Linked DNA regions of Mus musculus: region 1 is linked to region 2. Evidence: chromatin loops called from intact Hi-C (ENCODE). Cell type or tissue: left cerebral cortex. All regions are shown on one strand. Each heading gives the region's core, and the rest is flanking DNA. Links, peaks and the distances in the headings are about the cores only. Region 1 overlaps Fgd2 (FYVE, RhoGEF and PH domain containing 2). Region 2 holds the start of BC004004 (cDNA sequence BC004004).

What was found. Peaks named below come from ENCODE experiments on the same cell type or tissue, not always from the same donor. Only the 100,000 strongest peaks of a DNase experiment are listed, where the experiment ranks them.
Region 1: a loop joins it to region 2, with 10 times the contacts of the local background. A loop is called at or near these places in 30 of 42 quality-filtered maps.

Annotation. Positions count from the first base shown.
Region 1 is chr17:29,365,732-29,376,913 of GRCm38, reverse strand. It overlaps Fgd2 (FYVE, RhoGEF and PH domain containing 2), which reads right to left. Exons shown (of 16, transcript NM_013710.4): 5 at 9,787-9,943; 6 at 9,505-9,643; 7 at 8,935-8,993; 8 at 8,584-8,730; 9 at 7,577-7,669; 10 at 3,617-3,696; 11 at 3,500-3,530; 12 at 2,811-2,903; 13 at 1,936-2,067; 14 at 1-86. Among named protein-coding and RNA genes, the nearest start is that of Fgd2, 10 kb to the right of the region's middle. In left cerebral cortex, for the core only: CTCF peaks have their summits at 4,417 (motif pointing left), 5,506 and 5,706 (motif pointing right); DNase peaks (open chromatin) are centred at 5,388 and 5,709.
Region 2 is chr17:29,263,343-29,274,524 of GRCm38, reverse strand. It overlaps BC004004 (cDNA sequence BC004004), which reads right to left and starts at 5,737. Exons shown (of 9, transcript NM_030561.3): 1 at 5,523-5,737. Ppil1 (peptidylprolyl isomerase (cyclophilin)-like 1) reads left to right here and starts at 10,554. Exons shown (of 4, transcript NM_026845.4): 1 at 10,554-10,653. The coding sequence starts at 10,598. In left cerebral cortex, for the core only: a CTCF peak has its summit at 5,769; DNase peaks (open chromatin) are centred at 5,036, 5,675 and 6,023; H3K4me3 peaks cover 2,047 bases; H3K27ac peaks cover 1,992 bases.

The sequences.
Region 1 (11,182 bases), core at 2,187-10,186, 100 kb before region 2:
GTGTAGCAGGTCAGGCAGACTCGGTTGGGCCTGTTGCTGTCATATTTCAGCTCCGCACGGTAGTCAGAGCACTTGGCACACACTACCTGAGGATGGGGGCAGCAGGGTTAAGAAAGCTTAGCTGGCTATAGGAGCCCAAGCAGAAGACCGGGGTTCAAGACCCAGCCCCCCTGCATGGCCCCACCTACCCAATTTTCTTCCCTCCATGAGCCTCTTACATGGGGCTGGGTCCTGGAGGGCTAGGTAGAACAAGTTATAGCTACCAGAACCCCACTGGCCCCAGGGAGGGCAGGACTCTGTTCCCCACTCTAAAGCAATAGCAAGGGCAGGGTGACTCAGAGGAGAAAGTGGCTGGTCAGGCTACACAGCTAACTGACAGCCCCGGTACTCCCAAACAGTGCCTTTAAGGTCCTAGGGTTTACAGCTGGGGATGGAGCTCAGATGGTAGAGTGTTTACCTACTATGCACAAAGTGGGGAGAGGGGAGGGAAGGGGAGAGCAGTGGGGGGTTTCAAGGCCAGCCTGTCTCAAAAATAAATAAATAAATAAATAAATAAATAAATAAATAAAACAAAGCAAAACAATAAGTTTGTCACCTGCTATAAAAGAGAGAGGCAGGAAGAAACCAGAGGTATTCCGGGCAATCCAACCCCCAAGCTCCCCACTAAAGGTGCGATACTAGGTAAGGATGGGTGGGGAGGTGTGGGGAGAAACTCTGGGTACCAGGAGTGTGCCTCTGAGGAAGACCAGGTGCCCTGGGCATGCTGGGTGTGGCCACTCTCGGGGAGTCACCGTGTACCCCGCCTTCACAGGGTGCCTGAGGCAGAAAGAGAAGCAGAAACTGGCAGCTGAGCACGAAACGAAAGGGTGATTCACTGGCTCCCCAAAGAGGGCATGCACGGGCCTGAGACACCAGGAGTCCGGACCAGGACACCCAGGCCCGCTTGTGGGCCTTGGGAGTGTATTATGCTTTTATTGAGGAATTTAAACACTCAATTCCTCCTATGTCTTCTGTGTGAGTGTGCACCACCTGCATGCGGGTGACTGTGGAGGCCAGAAGGGGGTGTCACTGGACCTGGGGTCTTTTGCAAGAGCACCAAGTACTCTTAGTACGGAGCCATCTCTCCTGTCATTATTGAGAAATTTGTTTCATCTAATGACTAAATACTTTTTTTCTTTTCATCAACCTTATTTGTTTTTCTGAGGCAGGGTTTCATGTAACCGTGTTCCAGGCTACACTATGTAGTCCAGGGTGACCCAGAACTCACTGTGTAGCCCAGGCTGACTCAGAACTCACTATGTAGCCCAGTCTGGCTTGGAGCTTCTGATCCTACCTCCTCCTTCCATGTGCTGAGATTACACACACGCACCAGTACATTTGGTTGGAGCTGTTGTTGTTTTTTGTTGTTGTTGTTGTTGTTGGTTTTTTGTTTGTTTGTTTGTTTGTTTTTTGAGACAGGGTTTCTCTGTGTAGCCCTGGCTGTCTTGGAACTCACTCTGTAGACCAGGCTGGCCTCGAACTCAGAAATCCGCCTGCCTCTGCCTCCCGAGTGCTGGGATTAAAGGTGTGCGCCACCACGCCCAGTTGTTTTTTTAAGCATTTGGTGTTTGAGAGCATGCACAAGAGAGCACACACATGCACAAGAGATGCTCATCCAGGGATAGAGAACCTCTCAGCTCTGGGCAGGTGAATGGGCAGGTCACTGAAGGAGGCTCCAGCAGGCCAGTTCCCTTCCCCAGACCCACCTCCCCATCCCTGAAGCAGGAAGCTTCACACTGCATCACAGGTGGGAAGTGCAGGGATGGTGGACACACCCAGGCCAGAGAGCCGGCCAGGATGGGGATGCAGCTTGAGCCTGGTGGTGGAGGTAGGAAGGTCCTGAGCAGAGGCAGGCCCTGGGTTCCCCAGTCTCTGCATGTCTACATCTGTACTCACATAGCCGCAAGCCCGGCAGTGGTGGCGCCGACGAGTCAGGGCATTGAAGGGCTCCTGGCAGCGCATGCACATGGTCACCATCTTGTCCCGGACCCACTGAGGCGCTCGGAGACCCAGCTCCTCTACCTGTGGCTGAGGGAGGGGAGCAGCTGGCTGGGTGGGCGCTTCAAGGCATCCTGTACCCCTTGGAGGTCCCCCAGCCTCCACTTGAGGTCGCTTACTGGCTAATATTCTTATTGTAGAGGTAAGGAAACAGGCCTGGGGGTGGGGTGTCACACAGAGCGTCACCCAGAAAGCCAAGTTCAGAGCTGAGATCTGAAAGCCCACCTTCAACTCTCCCTGCTTCTCTGGTCTGTTCAGATCCACTGGTCAAGCCTGGCTACTCAGGGGTCCTTCCTGGTCTTCACGCAGCTCTTCTCAAGGCTCCAATGGCAGGAATTTTTGCTTTGTTTGTTTTTGAAACTGTCTCACTATGTAGCTAAGGCTGACCTGGAACTCAACATGTAGACCAGGCTGGCCTAGAACTCACTATATAGACCAGGCTGGCCTCCAACTCACAGAGCTGGGATTATAGGCCTGATGCCATGCTTAGCTAAAGGCATTTTTTTTTTTTACTTCTACTTTTGAAGATTCTTTTTGAGTTAGGGTCTCATGTGGCCACGGTTTGCTTTGAACTCACTAAATATTAGAGAGTAATCTTGAACTTCTGATCCAACACAAGACACATACCGCTAACTAGGGAACTCTGGCCCTGGGTGACCTGAGGGTTCTGTTGGGTGGAAAGGCTTACTTAGGTCCTTCAGGTAATGTCAGTCCTGGTTGGGGGACACTTTTTGTTCCTGAAACTCAGTCTTGGGTGCAGACGGTCCTATTACCTTGGGCTCCTGCGTGTCCCCCTGAGGTCCCTGGACAGCAGCCTTGAAGGTCTCACTCCGCTTCTCAACCTGGTCAATGGCTGCCTGGCAGGCCTGAATGGAGGTGGGGTTTGGGGTGGTGAGGGGCGGTGCCCAAGGCATCTTAGCCACACCCAATACATTGGCTAAATGTGGCCTGGAGTAGGCCCAGACTCTACATGAAGGGAAGCTATCAGCTCCAGGTTATACATGCCAAACCAAGTCCTAAAGACAAAGAGTTGCAGGCTGGAGAGATGGCTCAGCAGTTAAGAGCACTGACTGCTCTTCCAGAGGTCCTGAGTTCAATTCCCAGCAAACACATGGTGGCTCACAACCATCCATAATGAGATCTGATGCCCTCTTCTGTTGTGTCTGAAGATAGCACCAGTATACATAAAATAAATAAATAAATCTTTGAAAGAAAGAAAGAGAGAGAGAGAGAGAAAGAGAGAGGGAGGGAGAGAGAGAGAGAGAGAGAGAGAGTAGCTCCAGTGGACATAGCAGGATTTGAAGTCAGAAGTCAGGGCTGGCTTCAAACTCTACAGAAAGATGAAGCAACCAGGCACACACATAGATATTGAGATTCTCTCTCTCTCTCTCTCTCTCTCTCTCTCTCTCTCTCCCCTTCCTCTCAAGTAGTCTAGGCTCAGACTCCCCTGGAGTGTCCATACCTGCATCCAGGAAACCATTTCATCTCGGGACCTGCTCGGAAGGAAAGCGAACCCAATGCTGAGGACGGTACCAGCCGGTTGGTTCATCTGCTGGTGTCCCCCAGTCCCAGCACCTACCGGGCCTGCAGCTCCAGTGTGCGCTGCTTTCCGGACACCAGGAAGGAGTGTGGGAACTCAGCATCGGTCAGCTCCCGCACCTGCCGATGGAGGAAGGAGCCATCAGACCCACACCCCAGCACTGAGGGCAGGAGCAACCCTTCCCCAGCCGGCTCTGCACAAATGGGACTGAAGGTTTTGTAACTATGTCAGCAGCACCGACAATGACCCGTTGTGGAGTGGAGGAACGGTTCTGAACAGTCACCAGAAATAGAAGCTGGACCTCGACATAACTTGAGTCTATGAAAACTTTTGGGGTTATTTTCGTAGCTTAAATGTTTCCATAATAAAAAGTCATTCTCACAGGAGTCCTGGGAAGTGGGTCTCATCCTTAGTTACATGGCGCTGGATCTGGAAGCTGAGAACAGGCTTAAGACCTGCCTAAGGTCACACAGCTTTTAAGGGGCAAAATGAGGCACCTAGCATTGGGTTTCTGCCATCAAGAGTGAGGTTGGATGCTGGACAGTGGTGGCGCATGCCTTTAATCCCAACACTTGGGAGGCAGAGGCAGGTGGATTTCTTAGTTCGAGACCAGCCTAGTCTATAGAGTGAGTTCCCGGACAGCCAGGGCTACACAGAGAAACCCTGTCTCGGGGGAAAAAAAAAAGAGTGAGGTTGGGGGCTGGAGAGATGGCTCAGTGGTTAAGAGCACTGACTGCTCTTCCAGAGGTCCTGAGTTTAATTCCCAGCAACCACATGGTAGCTCACAACCATCTGTAATGGGATCTGATGCCCTCTTCTGGTGAGTCTGAAGACAGCTGCAGTCTGCTCATATAAATAAATGAGCCTTAAAAAAATAAAAGGACTGAGGCTGGAGACTGTGCTGTATGCACAGACTCACATCAGGGAGGGCTGGGTGTGGTCTGGACCCTGTATCCTGCTGGATGTGGGGAGCCTGGGTGACGTGGAGCAGAGCCGCCACTTTGCAGCTCAGGCCTGTGAGACCTGCTGCGAAGGACAGATGCCCTGAGAATAGAGGGGCGGGCGCTGAGGGGGCAGCGTGGGAGACCTGGATGAACTGTTACCATTCCTGTCAGAGGAAGGATCGGGAAAGGCAAGTGGAGGCCTAAAGCTTGCAGGAGTCCAGGCAGGAAGGGCTGGAAAGCTATGAGAGGAGAGGGGAAGCCCAGGGAGTTCTGGGTCTGAGTCAAGATGCCTTGGGATTGGAGCCTCCAGGTTTGTGTGTTCTTTCTTTATTTCTTTCCTTCCTTCCTTCTTTCCTTCTCTCTCTCTCCTCCCCCCTCCTTCTCTCTCTCTCTCTCTCTCTCTCTCTCTCTCTCTCTCTCTCTCTCTCTTTCTTCTTATTTTTTCTGGTCCCGCTCCCACTCGCTCTGGCCATATTTATTTCGTATATGTGGGTACGCTGTCACTGCCTTCAGACACAGCAGAAGACAGCATCAGATGCCCATTACAGATGGTTGTGAGCCACCATGTGATTGCTGGGAATTGAACTCAGGACCTCTAGAAGAGCAATCGGTGCTCTTAACTGCTGAGCCATCTCTTTAGCCCCTGAGCCTCCAGGTTTTAGCTTCCCGCTGGGCTGGCTTAACCACACTCTGGAGGTCTGGCTCAGTTCAGGGTCTTTCTATCCCACACAGTTCTTTGGGCTCATCAACAAAGGACCCCCTGCCTGCTTCAGAAGGCTCTCCTGATCTCCTGATATCTGTGGCCAACTGGCACATCTCCAGATCTTGTCAGAATGAGATGTTTGACTGCCACCTGCTGGCCAGCTTTCACTGTAAATCTGCAATCTATGACATATCACAGTTGGCTACTGATGGCACCTCTGGGATAAGGTATCCTTGTGCAGGGTACAACCTGTTGGGTTCTATGTGAGGTTCCTGGATGGCACGCCTGTGTAACCTCTCCTTCTTTTTAGGCTGGGAAACACAAGGGCCAGCTCAGACCAGGTCATACATAGGCCATAGGCCGGTAGAACAGCTAAGGTGGTTCAAGCCCCTCTGTCCCTCAAGCCTGACTCAAAAAGTGGTTTCCATTTGTTGTAGACAGCTCTTCACCCACCATGTCCAGCAATGTCCAGCAGAGGGTGCTATGGGGCTGCTAGCCAGTGAGACAGACTTGCCAAACGGTGGCAGCCAAGAGCAGGCATACAGGGAATTAGTGGCTTTCTCACATGGTCGCAGCTGGCGTTAACCTCACCATGTAGCCAAGGATGGTCTGGAATTCCTGACCCTCCTGCCACCACTTGCCAAGGGCTGAGATTACAGATGGGTGCCACCACTCCTGGGCTACTGGGTACTGGGGCTCTGATCCAGGCTCAGTGAATGCTAAGCAAACCTTTTACCAAAGGAGCTACATTACAAACCCAGGTTTGTTTTGTCTTTTGTTTTGTTTTTTTGTTTTTGTCTGTGTTTGTATGTGTGTGTATGGTGTGTGTGTGTGTGGTGTGTGTGTGTGTGTGTGGTGTGTGTGTGTGTGTATGTGTTATTTTTGAGATGGTCTCTCTGTGTATTCCAGGCCAGCTCGGAATTCACTACAATCCAGACTGTCCTGAATTTGCAGTAATCCTCCTGCCTCAGCCTCTTAAGTGCTGGGATTGCAGGCTGTGAATCTCCTTTGGGTTCTGTGTCTTTTGTCCTTCATCCTCCTCCTCCTCCTCCTTCTGTGACAGAGTTGCACTCTGTGGCCCTGGCTAGCCTGTAACTTGCTATATAGACCCGTCTAGCCTGAAACTCAGTGTGTAGACCAGTTCTAGATTCAAGCTCACAGAGGTCCACCTAACTCTGCCTCCTAAGTACTGAAATTAAACTCGTGCACCGTCACATCCAGCCTTGGTTGGCTGATCTCTGCTATGTTCCTCCAATGTCTTCTTCTCACCCCTAATCAGGTCACCCTCCTCCCTCAAACTTGCTCACTACCCTCCTCCCTCAGACTTGCTCACTAAGGGCCTCTCTCTACCTCCTCCCTCAGACTTGCTCATAAGGGCCCCTATCAGATACACCTGCCTACTCTCCAGCCTCTGGGACTCTCTGGCCATCTCAGGATGGAGGCTAGAAGCCTCAAGTAGGGGCTGCACACGTGAAAGACTCCAGCTAACTCATGTGAGACACTATGAACCCTCAGGTGGTGTTCCCACTCTGGAGATCTTCACGGGGTGCAGACTGGGGTTAGATCCTGGGCTTCAGCCATTGTACCTCTGAGCTTTTGCCTCTGACTTGGGTACTCTTGCCAGGGTCTTCTGCCACCTGGCTTCCAGGGTTCTCAGGGCTGGGATTGATTACAGATTTGCCCTGATCCCACCCAGTTTGTGCAGGGCTGACGATGGAATCCAGGAATGCATGCAAGCTAGGCAAGCACATTAGCAACTGAGCGGCATCCACAGCCCTACAACTGTCCTTGGAGAGCAAAAAGATGCTTAATCCAGGGATGACAACGCCCGACATCATAGAGATGTGGGAGACCGCAGGGCTGGGCCCACTCATTTGAGCTCCACTCTAGCTGAAGATACATCCAGCCAGGGGCTGGGCCAACCTTGCTCTCCAGTCCTGTTCACATATGAGCATGTGGGCAGGAGTACCAGGCAGCGTCCCTTGGGGTCGTCTAGAAACGCAGAACTCCAGGGATGGGTTAAGGCTGGACAGAGTGTTTGCTAACTATCTCAGGCAGTGGGTCCATCCCCAGCAACATTGTAGAGGAACCCTCATGGAAGAGCTCCCGACTCCTCAACTCCCCCTCTTCCACTCCGCTCATCCCACCCCTGGCTGCTAGACCCACCTGGACCTGCAGGCTCAGAACACTGGCCACACATTACCACAGTGGTGCAAACAGCAAAGGAAATACTGTGAGGCTGTCAGAGGAGTGAACCGCACCCCGTCCCCCAAGGAAGCCATATCATCCTTACAAGGACCTGCTCTGCCCACTGCTGTCACCCACCCTGAGGCCCCCTTGCGGACAGCTCACCTTCATGCCGGCCACATCGATGCGAGTCCGCACCTGGAACTGGGCACCCACTTGGAGGACTCGGGGTACACAATACAGAAGCATGTTGTTGAACTGGAAGGACATGAGGTGGTATGGGCAGCAGCTCTGGGTCCTTCCTGTGACCTACTCACTACCCCTCCCCCACGCTTCTGGCTACATTCTAGGCTGGTGATCTGGGTTGGGGGTGAGGTTGTGACTGTCTAGCACAGTCCCCCACCCCACCCCCACCCCCACACTGCACTGACGGGGCTCTAAAAGTCCCTCTGCTGTGAGCAGCGGGGGAACAAAGCAGTCGGAGGAGCCTATGGGCTGACAGGAGGAATACACCTCAAGATAGCCACACTGTAGCTAAACTCCACCCCCACAGTTACCTGGCACCATCCAGGTATGCTCCGCCCCACAGTTACCTGGCAACAGCCGGGCAGGCCTGGCCCACTATAAAAGGGGCTGCTTAGCCCCTCCTCTCTCTTACTTGATCTTCCCGCTTGCTTCTCTCTTGCCCCCTTGGGCTCTTCCCTTCCCTATTCCCTTCCCCCATGGCCATGGCCGGCCTCTACTTTTCTACTCTCCCTCTCTCTTCCTTTCTCTGCCTCTATTACTCTCTTAACTCCCCTCCCCAAGCCCTGAATAAACTCTATTCTATACTATACAGTTGTCTGGCTGGTCCCTCAGTGGGAAGGAATGCCTTGGCATGGACCCGCTGAGGCACCACCTTCCTCGACACCTCTCCATACCCCCATAGAACATATTCTTATCTCTCTATCTTTTTATAATCACAATAGCCTGATTTCAGAAGATTCTGCTTTCCCAGGGTCAGCCCAGCAGATCTTCTGGGCAGCTAACTTAATTCCCTCCTGCTGCGCTGTCTTTTAGAGTACACACAGGCAGCACAGGCTTTAAAGCCAACCTGAGCCCCGACTGATTTCTGCTTCCCTGGGGCACACCTGGCTGCAAAGCTGGCCGCTCCACCACCCAGCAGCCCCTACCAAAACCAGGTAGCGTTCCATTGGGTCGCTGCGGCGGAAAGAGATCTTGAGAACAGGGCCCTCTCGGAGCAGGGTGTTGGAGGGGTCCACGATGTCATCCTCCAAGCCCAGGCGCTGGTACACATCCCACAGGCCCTGCAGCCGCTCCTGGAGATGGGGCACACCTTCAGCCTAGACTGGGCAGGGTCCCAGCTTCTTGATAATGTGCCTAAGGGGATGGGATGAGGGAGCCAAAGGCCAGGGGGTAGATGGGTGGGGCAGGTACCCTGGGCAGGATCAGTGGATACAAGGACCAAGAGACAGGGTGTGTCCGGGAATGCCCCATGCCCATTCCCAGGACAGGATGCTCACCATCTCTGCAATGGCTGCATTGGAGTGCTGTGCAGCTGAGAAGATCATGTCCAGTGCTCCTAGAAAGAGAGCAGAGCCCCAGTCATTCCTGGAGACCTGCAGCCTGGGGCTCGGGCTCCACAATAGGACCTGGGGGCAGGGGGACCTGCTATAACTCCCACTGGGCACATCCCTGCCTATGCAGTCCAGCATAGTGAGTGTCTAGAAGGCGGAAGCCACCCAGGATGGGGACACTGAGGCCACTGGGAAACTGTGTGATTAGATTTATGATTTCAGCGATTTACGACTTCTCTTCATTCCCAGAGCAAAGCCAGATCCAGAGGGTATGCTCTACAGGTGTAGGTTCAAATCCTAGCTCTGCTTTTCTCTGGACTGTGTGACCATGGGCAAGTCACTTAACCTCTCTGGGCTTTGCTCTCCTGTCTCATCTGTGGCTGTGGTGTGGATACCATGGATAAAGGACCAATTGATCATCATCAATCAATCAATCTTCAATCAGGTTATCAGAACCATTTTAGGAGGTCCTCAGGCCAGCCCTCCCCGGCTCCCTGGGCCCCAGGGTGTCCTCACTCTGGGCATCTTCGAGGTCTGGGGCCTGGGCTGGCAGCTTCTGCACATATTCCTTGAGCAGCAGTTCGTACCGCGGGATTCTTTGCACAGGCTCCAACATGTGGTGCTGCAGGGTCAGGCTGCTGGAGGCCTCGCTGCACTTGGGGAGCAGGGAGCAAGGGGCGGAAGCGTGAGCGCAGAGAAAACGGGGTGCCAGGCCTGGGGATGTCCAAACCGCTTGGGGAGAGGGAAATGAGGCAGGTTGCCAGGTGGCTGTGCAGGCTCCTCCCCCATGCCCCTCACCTGGATGCGGGTGACCACCTCCTGGAAGGGCTGAGACTTGTCCATCCACGTGGCCAGCAGTTCCGCGGCCCGCTCAAAGTTCTTCACGTACTCGCTGTACATTTTCAGAAACGGGGCCAGCTTCTGGATCACATCCCCAATGCGGGGCGTGGCTGCCCTAAGTGGGGAGGGGATGCAGTCAGCCTGGATCCACACTCTCCGTGCTCCCAGGCTCCCAACAGCCCTTCCAGTACCCTTGGGGCAGATGTAAGAGAGCAGTGCCCTGAGGATCTGCCTCCTCTTTAAACTCTGAGTCTCTAGTCCCTGGCTAGCCGCCCTGTGAGGCCTATGAAGGCCTGGCTGGCCAGACTGCAGAAGGCACTGCGTGTAGCTGATGGTATGGGTTGCACGAAAGTTCTGCCCAGGACGGCTGCCTGTTTTCGCACTCATTATTGTACCCATATGTCCTTGTGGAAGCTTCTCTGAGTCTTGGTTTTCTCCTCAGAAAAGATGGGTATGGTGTTAGGTGATCTTACAGGCCGGTTCCCCTTTACCCCCCACCCCCTGCTTCTTCTTTTTTTTTTTTTAGGTTTATTTATTATTGTAGCTAAGTACACTGTAGCTATCTTCAGGCGCACCAGAAGAGGGCGTCAGATCTCATTTCAGATGGTTGTGAGCCACCATGTGGTTGCTGGGAATTGAACTCAGGACCTTCGGAAGGGTAGTCAGTGCTCTTAACCGCTAAGCCATCTCTCCATCCCCCACCTTGCTTCTTTATGTTTGAGACAGGCCTGTTTGTAGCCCTGACAGACTGTTCCAGGTCTATGTAGACCAGACTGGTCTCCACCTCACTCTATCTCTCATTTTTAAAGTTTATTTTACTTATTACCATTACGTATGAGTGTGCATGTGTGTGTGCGCACTCGTGTGTGTGTGTGTGTGTGTGTGTGTGTGTGTGTGTGTGTGTGTTGGGGATGCTTGTAGTATAGCACACACATAGAGGTCAGAGGACAGTTTTGGGAGCCGGTTCTCCTCTTTCACTGTGAGTCCCAGCAATTAAAGCCGGGTCTGTGGGCTTGTTCAACAGATCTTTACTGATTGAGTTGTCTCCCCAGCCCTCCATCCCGTCTCTCTTTAGATTTATTTGTGTGTATCAGTGTTTTGCCTGCACATATGTATGTATGCATGTATGTATGTATGTATGTGCTCATGTGCATGCCTGGTGTCTACCGGGGCCACAAGAAGGCTATTGGAGCTACACTGGTTGTGAGCCAACATGTGGGTGCTGGGATCAGGGCTTCTCATGTAACAGTGACATGGACATTGCACCGCTGGCTAGGAAACCAGCCTGTTAACAGATGCCAAGATCAAGGCCAGGGACCCAGTCAGTACCATGACTCCCCTGACCTCTTAAGTC
Region 2 (11,182 bases), core at 2,133-10,132:
GGGCATGCTCCACCGCCATTCCCACTAAAATTACTAATCTCTACTGCTGCTCAGTATGTAATTAATTAAATGCCTTTCTCTGCACACACACACACACACACACACACACACACACACACACACCCCTTTACACAGTTCCAAGATCTCTGATAGCCTTGGCTGCTGGCTCTGACCTATTCAACACAGAACATTCCTAGTTTGACTTATTTTGCGTTCTCATCTTGCAGAAGTCTGCACATCTTTAAACTTACCTCTCTCCTCTGAGCCCTGCCTTTTCCTGTTTCTGCCTTTACACACTCTGTCCCCGGGGAGCTATAATGCCGGGATGCCGGATTTCTGCGTCCCCTCCCTTCAGAGTTAAATCCAGGAGGGGCTGGCCTGTCTTCCTCGGGCCTCCACTCCCTCACTAACCTGCTGAATCACATGCCTGTGCTCTCACTTGGCCAATCTGGCTCTCACTGGTCACCAATTGCTGTCCTGGTGCCAAGTCCAAAGAGCGTTTTTCAGTGACCGCTTTATGTGACCTCTGCGCGGCACCCGCCGTCAGCACCCATTTCTCCCTCAGTCCTTCAGCCTGGCATACCTGTCTTGCTCTCTCTCACACCAGAGATAACTATGTAGCAGTTGTCTTGATTTTCCCATTCCTTCCATAGCTTCCACTACAACGCTGAGTGATCCCCAAATCTTCTTCAGCCCACAATTCTTTTTTTTTTGTATGAAAGAGAATTTATTTTATTTATTTTTTTAATTAGGTATTTTCCTCGTTTACATTTTCTTTTTTTTTTTTTTTTAAATTTTATTTATTTTATTATTATATGTAAGTACACTGTAGCTGTCTTCAGACACACCAGAAGAGGGAGTCAGATCTTGTTACGGATGGTTGTGAGCCACCATGTGGTTGCTGGGATTCGAACTCTGGACCTTCGGAAGAGCAGTCGGGTGCTCTTACCCACTGAGCCATCTCACCAGCCCCTCGTTTACATTTTCAATGCTATCCCAAAGGTCCCCCATACCCACCCCCCCAACCACAATTCTTTATAGAGCTCAAGAGCCAACCTCTTATTTACCCACGGGGCTGACCTGATTCCCCACTGAGGAAGGCGCGTGTAGTTGAACCTGTCATCCTGTCAGCTCAGCCTCCTCCCCACCCTCTTCAAATGTTTACTTTCTTCTGTGTACGTGCACACATGTGGTGGTTGACTGTGTCCTAGATGTTGGTCCCAGGGATCAAACTCAGGTCATTACACTCGACGGTAAATTCTTTCACCTGCTGAGCTATCCCTTAGACCCTCCCTCCCTTTCTGTCTGTCTTTCCTTTTTAATGAAGACACCAGTCCTCTTGAGTTTAAATGGAAACTCTCCTTTCTGCCTCATTCCTGCCCATGAAATCACCACTGAATGATATAGGTATGACGTCTGGAACCCCAACACTCAGCAGCAGGGCCAGGAAGATCTCTGCAAGTCTGAGGCCAGTTTTGTCTGCACAGTGAATTCCAAGCCAATCTGGGCCATAAGACAGAGATTATTATTAAGAAGAAGGAGAAGGAGAATAAATAATTAAAAAAATTTCTACCGTGGACTATCACAAAGATAACGGTCATCTCTGTGTTTCCAGTTTTTATCTTCAGCTTAACCTTTTTCTTATTCACAGGTGGTTTTTATATGTATTTGTTTATTTATCCCCAGGCCGGCTTGGAACCCACTCTGTAGACCAGGCTGGCCTCGAACTCAGAAGTCCGCCTGCCTCTGCCTCCCGAGTGCTGGGATTAAAGGCGTGCACCACCACGCCCGGCTGACAGTGGTTTTCTAAACAGTGGGTCAGGTTTACACACCTTTCAAGATGCCCTACGTCTTTCTGGGGTACAATTTAGCACGGTTGCTAAGGACACAGGAGCTAGAGCTGGAGAAATCTGGATTCACCTAGTTTCCTCTATTTATTGATACACTCCTTAAATCTTAGAATTTTTTCACTTATGAAAAAGGGATAAGGGGCTGGTGAGATGGCTCAGTAGTTAAGAGCGCCGACTGCTCTTCTGAAGGTGCAGAGTTCAAATCCAAGCAACCACATGGTGGCTCACAACCATCCCTAACGAAATCTGATGCCCTCTTCTGGAGTGTCTGAAGACAGCTACAGTGTACTTACATAAAATAAATAAATAAATAAATAAATCTTTAAAAAAAAGGGGGGGATAATAAACCAGATGTGGGGAACACATCTGTAATTTCAGCACTCAACTAGAGTCAGAATTAGAGTCAGGAGGATTAGGAGTTCAGCTACATAGCAAGTGTGAGGTTAGCCTGGAGCCTCAAACATGAGACCCTGTATCCAAAAAAAGAGAGGTGATAGTGGTGAATAATTATAGCTACTGCAATTGAGGATTACACAATGGCACATGCAAAATTTGTTCTAATATCCAAGTAAATGAAACACTTACTGATAACTGCTATAAGATGAAGTCTAACCCATACCACAGCCTACTTGGCCTAGTTGCCACCTCTTTGGTCTGTCCTGTTTTTCCACTAAGCCGTCCTCACCGTCTCTATTACCATGCTAGTTCACAGGCATCTTCCTAAAAAGCCTGTCTTCCATCTCCTCCCAATCTACACTGTGAGTTCTTCAAAGCAGACTAATGGAGAAAATAGACTGCAGAGACGCCTCAGAGATTAAGAGCACTTACTAATACTTCAGAGGCCCTGGGTTCGGTTCTCAGTGCCCACACCACAACTCACAACTGTGTAAGTCCTACCCCTACGTTTCAGGAGACCTGAACCCTCTTCTGGCCTCTTATTATATATGTGGTGCATACACTCACTCAGAATATTAATATTAACAACAACAACAACTTGGGGCTAGAGAGATAGTTCAGTAGTTAAAAGCATTGCCTATTTTTCCAGAGGATCCTGGTTCAATTCCCAGTAACTACAGTTCCCAGTAACTCAAAACTGTCTGTAACTCCAGCGCCAATGCACATATTAACTTTTAAAAAGTTTTTTTAAAAATAGAGAAAATGAGAGCACACAAAAAAAAAAATCAAAGAACCCAATGAAGGAACAAATCCAAAGAAAGGACCCGCTGAACACTGTCTCCAAACCATGTCTCGTGGTTCCCCGAGTGCCCTTCCTCCTGATACACATCAGCCTGGTGTCGCTTTAGTGAGCAGCAGGCCTGGAAGCAAGCACCTTCACCTTTTCTGAATGTCAGAGAATAGGCAGGGAGGACAGACATTTAAACTGGGTCACAGAAAAATGATCCAAGGCAGAGAACTGGAGAATGGAGAAAATGCAGGCTGCAGGAGGGCTCCCTGACCACGGGCGGTTACTGCTATTTCAGGACCTGAGTTTGGCTCTTTCTGGTATAAAAGTTGGGATGTGTGAACACTCAGCCCAAACTGCAAGGCAGCAAAGGTGAACTTTCCACACAAACATGCCCACCTGTGTATACATATACTATACATGTACATGTATAGCTGGGGTCTCGGGATGGTTTGGTTTTAAGAAACTATTCCATGTAGTCTATTTCCCAAGTGCTGGGATTAAAGGCAGTCGTCAGCATGCCTGACTTAAGTTGTAATCTGCATTGCTTCCCTTCAGTAGGGGGACCTGAGCAGTGCCTGGCGCATACCAGTCCAGCGCTCTGCCACTGAGCCAACCCCCATTCCCCGTGTGTTCTTAAGAGAGAAACTGAAACAAGTCAACTTTGAGTTAACCAAATGGGAGAGAGGTCCATAAAAAGTTCCACACTGGGAACTACCCAGTGAACAAGGGAAAGACTTTGACTCTGAAGATGTAGGCGTAATCTCTACTACCAAGAGTGCGATGACTACAGAACATTCGATACCAAAGTGATACAGGCTTTCAGATCATAAAATGTGTGGGGTTGTAAGCTGTGTGTGCCTTGTTATGTGTTACTTCATACTGTGTGAAACAGCAGTTTTCAGGTTGTACCTTGCCCGAGGTGACTCCATTCTATAAAAGCAGCGTTTGGCTCTATTTTAAGTGGGAATGCAGAAGCAGGAAGACCACACCACGCCTCACTGTGCATAGGGTTCCACCACCTGTTAGCGTCTCTCACGCAGAACGGACTGACAACCACTTACTTCTAAAAGTTAATAAACAGAGTTTTCCACCTATAGGCCTATCGAGGCTGCCAGATGAGGTGACACACGCCTTTAATCCCAACACTTGGGAGGCAGAGGAGGGCTGGAGACCAGCCTGGTTTACAGAGTGAGTTCCAGGCTAGCCAGGGAGGAAAACCAAACCAAACCAACCAACCAACCAACCATAACTTATCAAAATAAATTAGAACTCTATGAACACATAAGGGTACTGAATTCACACCAGGAGATCCATTATCAAATACACTAAATAAAACCAACTTATCATATGCCCTAGAAAGTGGCAAAAATCGATCACCTTCACTTGAGCCCCATGAACACTTCTAAAGCTATAATGACAAGAGCCCCCATTGCCCGTGTAACCACGAGTGTGTTCATTAAAGGCTGACAGCAGAGAACTCCTACCAATCTCTGGAGCTCAAGATCCTCCCCTTCCTGCCACTGTTGATGTGGCCACCTGTGTGTCCTTCTGGACCATCTTCCAGTTCATTCCCAAGCTCACCTCAATGGTGAAGTCTAGCTCCGGGCCTCCCTCAGCTCCAAAGCCTTCATACCTTATCATGAATACTTGTCTTTCTCTTTACATCTGTCTTCTGCTTCATGTAAGGCCTCTTAGAACTCCTGTGGCCTCTTTACCCCTTACACAGCTATTCAATAGCCTACATAGACATATAATTACTGTGGGATGTGTAGTCTCCGGTGAGAGTTAATATCACCAGTGAAGACTGGAATGATATATTCTATTTTCGGTGATGGCCAGCTGTCAAGGGAAATCTCGAAATCTTGGCAAAATTGCAGCCAACGAAACCCAGTTTGTGAATCTGTACTTCCATTGTGAAAGACATTGTGCCTGGCACTGTGAAAAGACAAACGTGTCCCTTTATGTTTCTGACATAGCATACTCACGACACATGGCTTGCAAGGTTTAAGTCTTAAAATGCAAGGAAACACTAGGCAGCTTATTTTTCTCGTACTGGCAGGCGATTGACTGCAAACGGGTCAGTGTGCCATGCCACGTTCTGAGACGCCAAGTTTATCACATTAAGTCCACATTAAAATAAATAAAATTAAATTAAGTACTTCCTCCTTAACATTTGGGCTAAGATGTCTAAGAAGGGGCCATTCAGGGGTGACGCTAAGGCATCTGTGACAGGTTGGCAAGCGGGGTCAGGGCTTTCGGACACGGCCGCCACGTCTGCGAACCAAGTTCGAGCAGTGTCGGACCCCGTCACCCTCCCCGCGGAGCCTCGGGAAAGATGTCAGAGGGGATCTGCCCCGGGGAGCGGTCGGGGGTGCTGTCAGTCAGCAGAACGCGGACGGGAGCGGCGAGGAGGGCGGCGCGAGGCAGCGGCGGCCGCGGAGGGCGGCCGGCCTCCCCCCTCCCGGCCTCGGGCCCCAGTCACTCACATGCGGGCCCGCGCCCTCTCGGGCTCCTCCCGCCTCGGGGACAGCAGCCGCCGGGCGAGGAGGGTGGGCCAACAACTTCCTGCTTCCGGCAGCGCGACCCGGAAGTGGTTCTCGCGCCGCCGGCCAGGGCTGGAACACAAAGGAAAAGCTCCTTGCGCCCCAGGTTCCGAAACAGATCTGGCGAGGTCGCGGGGCGCGGGGCGCGGGGCAAATCTCGCGGTATCTGAAAAGCTTGTGCTCTTGCTCCCCCTGACGTCCAGATGGCACTACTGCGCCTTCTCAGTCGTAGAAGTCTCAAAATATTAATAACAACAATAATAATAATAATAAAAAAATTTTTTTAGGGGTCCGGACTCATTGACTCAATTCATTCCCATTTACACTTGGCTCACTCGTTTGTATCTATTGACTGCTGGTTCTGTGGTAAGCATCACTAAGCACTGTACTCTTAGGAAACTGCTTCAAGAATTATATATTGTAACATGAACATTCTCACAACACCTGACCATGAACCAGCCAAACAGGTTTATGGAGCTGGTTAACTGACTGCAGGTTTCTCTCACAAATAGGGAGTGGCAGTCAGCAACTGTTTGTATATGTGTGTGTGTGTGTGTGTGTGTGTGTGTGTGTAGTATGTGTACGCTTCTCCATGCACATAAGTGTCTTCAGAGGCACCGGATCCCATGGAACTGGACTTACAGACAACTGTGAGCAGAATGATATAGATTCTGGGAACTGAACTCAAATTCTTTGGGAAAACAGCTTTCTGAACAGCCAAGCCATCTCTCAAGCCTCTATATCAGAACCTTTAACTGATTTCTACCCGGGGACCTGAAACAAAATGCTGGGCTCAGCCCTGATGCTATAACTCAAAAGCCATGGTGACTGTGAGATGGGGTCAGATGAACCAGAGCAAAGACTCCAGGCCACCAGGCCACTCTACGCTCTCCCCATACAGGCACAAATAAGTCTCCTTTCCTGACACCCACTACTACCTGTACCCTCAGCTGACATACTAAGCCTGCCAGAACTGACTTTGTTTTTAACCCCTTAAAATGACAGTTACACAGGCTAGAGAAAGGGCTCCGGAGTTACAAGCACCTGCTGCTCCAGAAAAAGACCAGAGTTCACTTTCCAGCACCCACACAATGGCTTAGAACTGTCTGTAGCTGCCGGGCAGAGTGAGTTCCAGGACAGGCAGGGCTATACAGAGAAACCCTGTCTCGAAAAACCAAATAAACAAAAAAACAAAAAAACTAAAAAGGAGAATATATGGAGCCTAAATTCATCTATGGTGGCCTTGGAAATTCTCAAAGTCCCCTTTTCAGAACCTCACCGAGTGAGAGAACTGGGGTTAGCAGAGTTCCCATCACTTGAAGCTGCAAGGCAAAGAGAGACAGGTGAGACTGCACTGAAGAGGTACAGTTCTGTTTCCCTAAGGACACCAGCTTTACAGAGAACAGTGACGATCAGAGTGGCAGCCTCCTTAGATGACAGGCTGGAAGAGAACAGAGAATGTCTTTAAGAATTTAGGGCTAGCCTTGCAGTGGTAGCGCAAGCCTTTTATCCCAGCACTCGGGAGGCAGAGGCAGGCAGATTTCTGAGTTCAAGGCCAGCCTGGTCTACAGAGTGAGCTCCAGGACAGCCAGGGCTACACAGCGAAACCCTGTCTTGAAAAACCAAAAAAAAAAAAAAAAAAAAAAAAAAAAGGTGTTTCACAGACTGGGCTGCTTTGGGGAGTTTCTTTCCAAGGCATCTCTAGCTGTTCTCTTGAACAGGGCTGGAGGGGGGAAGGGCTGGAGAGATGGCTCAGCAGTTAAGAGCACTGCCTGCTCTTCCTGAGGTCCTGAGTTCAATTTATGGTGGCTCACAACCATCTGTAATGGGATCCATTGCCATCTTCTGGTGTGTCTGAAGAGAGCAATAGTGTACTCATGTACATATAAAAAACAAAAACAAAAACAAAAACAAACAAACAAACAAACAAAAAACCTTTTAAAAAATCTGGGGGATTAAACCTTATTGATGATGTCTCCCAAGAAGAGACATTTACTGTTCCGAGCTAGGAACAGAGTGTAGATGAATCTATTCTACCTTCTGTGGCAGCATCACTCGGTAAACATTAACTGGGATTTGCCCAGAAAAAGAAAAGCAAAGAAACCAAGACCACACATAGCCAAGCAGTGGTCAGGGACACTCACCTATGATGCTTTGGGTGGACTCAGGAATGAGCCCCCATGATGTCAGAGGTAACACAGTGACAGAGACCTAGAGCCCCATGTCACCTTCAACTGTCTGTTAGTCTTTTAGGGACCTTGACTCAGGAGTCATGAATTGGATATAGCAGAGGTTTTCAGGCCTAACTAATTAAAAGCTGAGTTGGAGATTTTTATAAGGCTTTTTTTTTTTTAAAAAGGACTTATTTATTTCATGTATGTGAGTACACTGTCACTGTCTTCAGACACATCAGAAGAGGGCATCAGATCCCATTACAGATGGTTGTGAGCCACCATGTGGTTGCTGGGAATTAAACTCAGGTCCTCTGGAAGAGCAGTCTGTGCTCTTAACTGCGGAGTCATCTCTCCAGCCCTATAAAGATATTCTTAATGACATAAACCATGAAGATTAAGGGAGAAAGAGAACAGGAAGACAGACAGAGTTAAGTCTCTCTAGGTGTCGCTAGGGAGAGAGGTTGAAGGGAAGCCTGAAGAGCAAGCCATGCCCAAGAAGGAGGGAGAAGAAGGGAAGGAAGGGGTGAAGCGGGCAAAGCGAGGGAGGAGGAGGAAGGGACAGGAATGTCTAACTATGGGGTAGCCTAATCACATGGCCCCTAAGATCTCTGGGGAGAAGCCCCCTGAAGGCCTACTGGTGAGTGAGGAGTAAAGGCTCACACCGCTCACTCACCCTCACAAACACAGAGAAGGCTGACAGGCCGCCTCACAGTGCAGTGTCAAATATGGGTCAGAAATGGTGCTGAGCTGAGGGTCGGATTCGACACTGGATTATTTTTAAGTTGACGTTGGCCTGCCTTAATATAACATAATTGTAGAACACATCGAAAATGCCAAAACATTACAAAACTTAAAAAAAAAAAATTAAAAAGTACTCCCCAGCCGGGCGTGGTGGCGCATGCCTTTAGTCCCAGCACTTGCGAGGCAGAGGCTGGCGGATTTCTGAGTTCGAGGTCAGCCTGGTCTACAAAGTGAGTTCCAGGACAGCCAGGGCTACACAGAGAAACCCTGTCTCGAAAACCAAAAAAAAAAAAAAAAAAAAAAAAAAAAAAAAAAAAAAAGTACCCCTAAAAAAGATAAGATAAAATCTATAATTTTAGGCTGTGGAAGTTAGCTGCTTTTGATGGTTTAGTGTGTGCTTCTGACATGCTGGGCAACTAAGCTCTCACTGAGCTAGAGCCCCTGCCGCTTCTCTTCTCTGTGTATATGTGTGTCTCTCTGTGTGTGTGTGTGTATTTGTGTGTCTTATGAGAAGTTTTTTTCTTCTGCTGTATGGGTCCCAGGTTGAATTCAGGTCTTCAGGTTTGGAAGCAGGTAACTTTACCCTCTGAGCCACCTTTCCGGTCCAAGAGACTGTTTTTAAAAATAATTTTCCTTAATCATGAAAAATGTCATTCTTAGGGATGGAGAAATGGTTCAGGTGCTCTGTTCCTAACCTCCATATGCCAGCTAGAGCCTGCATGTAATTCCAGTTCTGGGGGATCTGACACACTCTTCTGGCCTCTGTGGGCTCCTGTGTGCCCATACAAACCCAGATACACACACACACACACACACACAAAATAAATAAAAAATTAAAGTCTTTTTTATTTATCTGATCTTTAATGGGAGAGCCTCCCCAGAGTGTTCACCCACAGCTCTGTTGGCCTGTAAGTAAGTACCTTGCACACTACGGTTCAGATTGCTTCTCTTTAATATGCATTGCTCAATTTTCTGAAGAGCCGTAGGTTGTTAAGAGTAAGCATTTGCTCAATTTTTGCTTTGCTGTGCAGGAAGTGGGTGGGTGGGAGGGTAGATGCATCTTAGAACTCAGGAAGTCTTGTAAATATTTTCCTACTTCTTTGTTGTTAATTATGGGATGTTCAATATAAAATATACATTTCCCTCGTGGCTCACTGAACTTGGAGAGAGCTATTTGGGCTAGACTGGATGGCTAGCCAGCTCCCTGGATTCTTCCCCATGGTCTCTGCTTTCCCGGTTGCTGAGGCCGCAAGTGCATATCTACCTGGCATTTGCATGGGTCCTAGGGACCTAAATTCAAGTACTTTACCCACTAAGCCCTGTTAGGCAAGCCGTCTACTAACTGGCCTGCATTTCCAGCTCCAAGGATACCTCTCTGAGTAGTCCTAGCTATCCTGAAACTCGCTCTGTAGAAGAGACCTTGTACAGGCCTTGAACTCTGAGATCCCCCTGCCTCTGCCGCTCCAGCGCTGGGGGCGTGCACCACTATCTCCTGGGACAGTCATTTTAAGCTTTGTCTCTCTTCCCAGCCTTTTCCTCTTTCCACATGCTCTTTGCTTTTGGAGTCTGTGGGATCAGATTTGCCATGTGGCACTTAACGGCGGAGTCTCAGTTTTCTCCGCTGAAAAACGGGACTCCTGTCATCCACAGGATTGCTTTAAGGAATAGACGCTGGGCGTGGTGGTGCACGCCTTAAATCCCAGCACTCGGCAGACAGAAGCAGGCAGATCTTTTTGAGTTCAAAGCCAGCCAGGGGCATCACCCAAGTCTGGGAACTAGGAAATTCTCCAGCCCTCCAATCAGAGTGAAGAAGGTTGTTCCCGCCTTCCGCGCCAAAACAGACCAATCACTGTTCCGGAGCGTGGCGCGAATCGCCCCTGGAGAATCTTGCACTTGTCTGAGTTCCTGCACTGAGCATTTCGACTTGCAACCCTCTTCCCAGCCTAGAAAGAAGGATCCTTCGTCATTCTTGTCCCAGCGCCCTAAATCCTGTCAAGCAAACGGGCGGATCGGCGGGAACCGGAAGTGTGTGCCCAGGGGCGGGTCCCGGGTTAACTCCGCCGGAAGTAGTGATTGCTAGCGGGGGGGATACCTTCGCTCAGCATGGCGGCGATTCCCCCAGACACCTGGCAGCCGCCCAACGTCTACCTGGAGACTAGGTGAGGGTTGGAGGTGGGGGAGGAATTGGTGGAGGGGACGCGGGTTCGTGCCGCAGTGGCCGGCCTGACTCGCAGGTTGCCCGCACGCACAGAGCTGCGGCCGGGAGTACCTGTAAGTTCTGAAGGGACCTCAGGGGAGCCCCTCCAACATCCCGGAGACCTCGACGATTTCTATCTGCTGTCCTTTCCCCACGACGTTTATTAGTTCATTTACCTATATCCACCTTCCATCTTCATTCATTCATTCACTCACTCACTCATTTTTTTTCTCAACAAGTGTGTGTTGATCACACAAGCCATGCGCGTAGGACCTGGATTTTTGAAAACACAAATCTGGATTATGGTGAAGGAGACAGATGTGTAAACATCACGGGACAAGTAGAGTTGTCTGAACAAATTTCTTTGGAAGTAGAAGAAAATTTATTTTCTCCAAAATCCAAGAGTGATCTTTGAGCTGGGGATGCCCGAGGCCCCAAGCTCGGGCTACAGCACCATATATACTCGGTGTGGTTGCACAAGCCTGTAATCC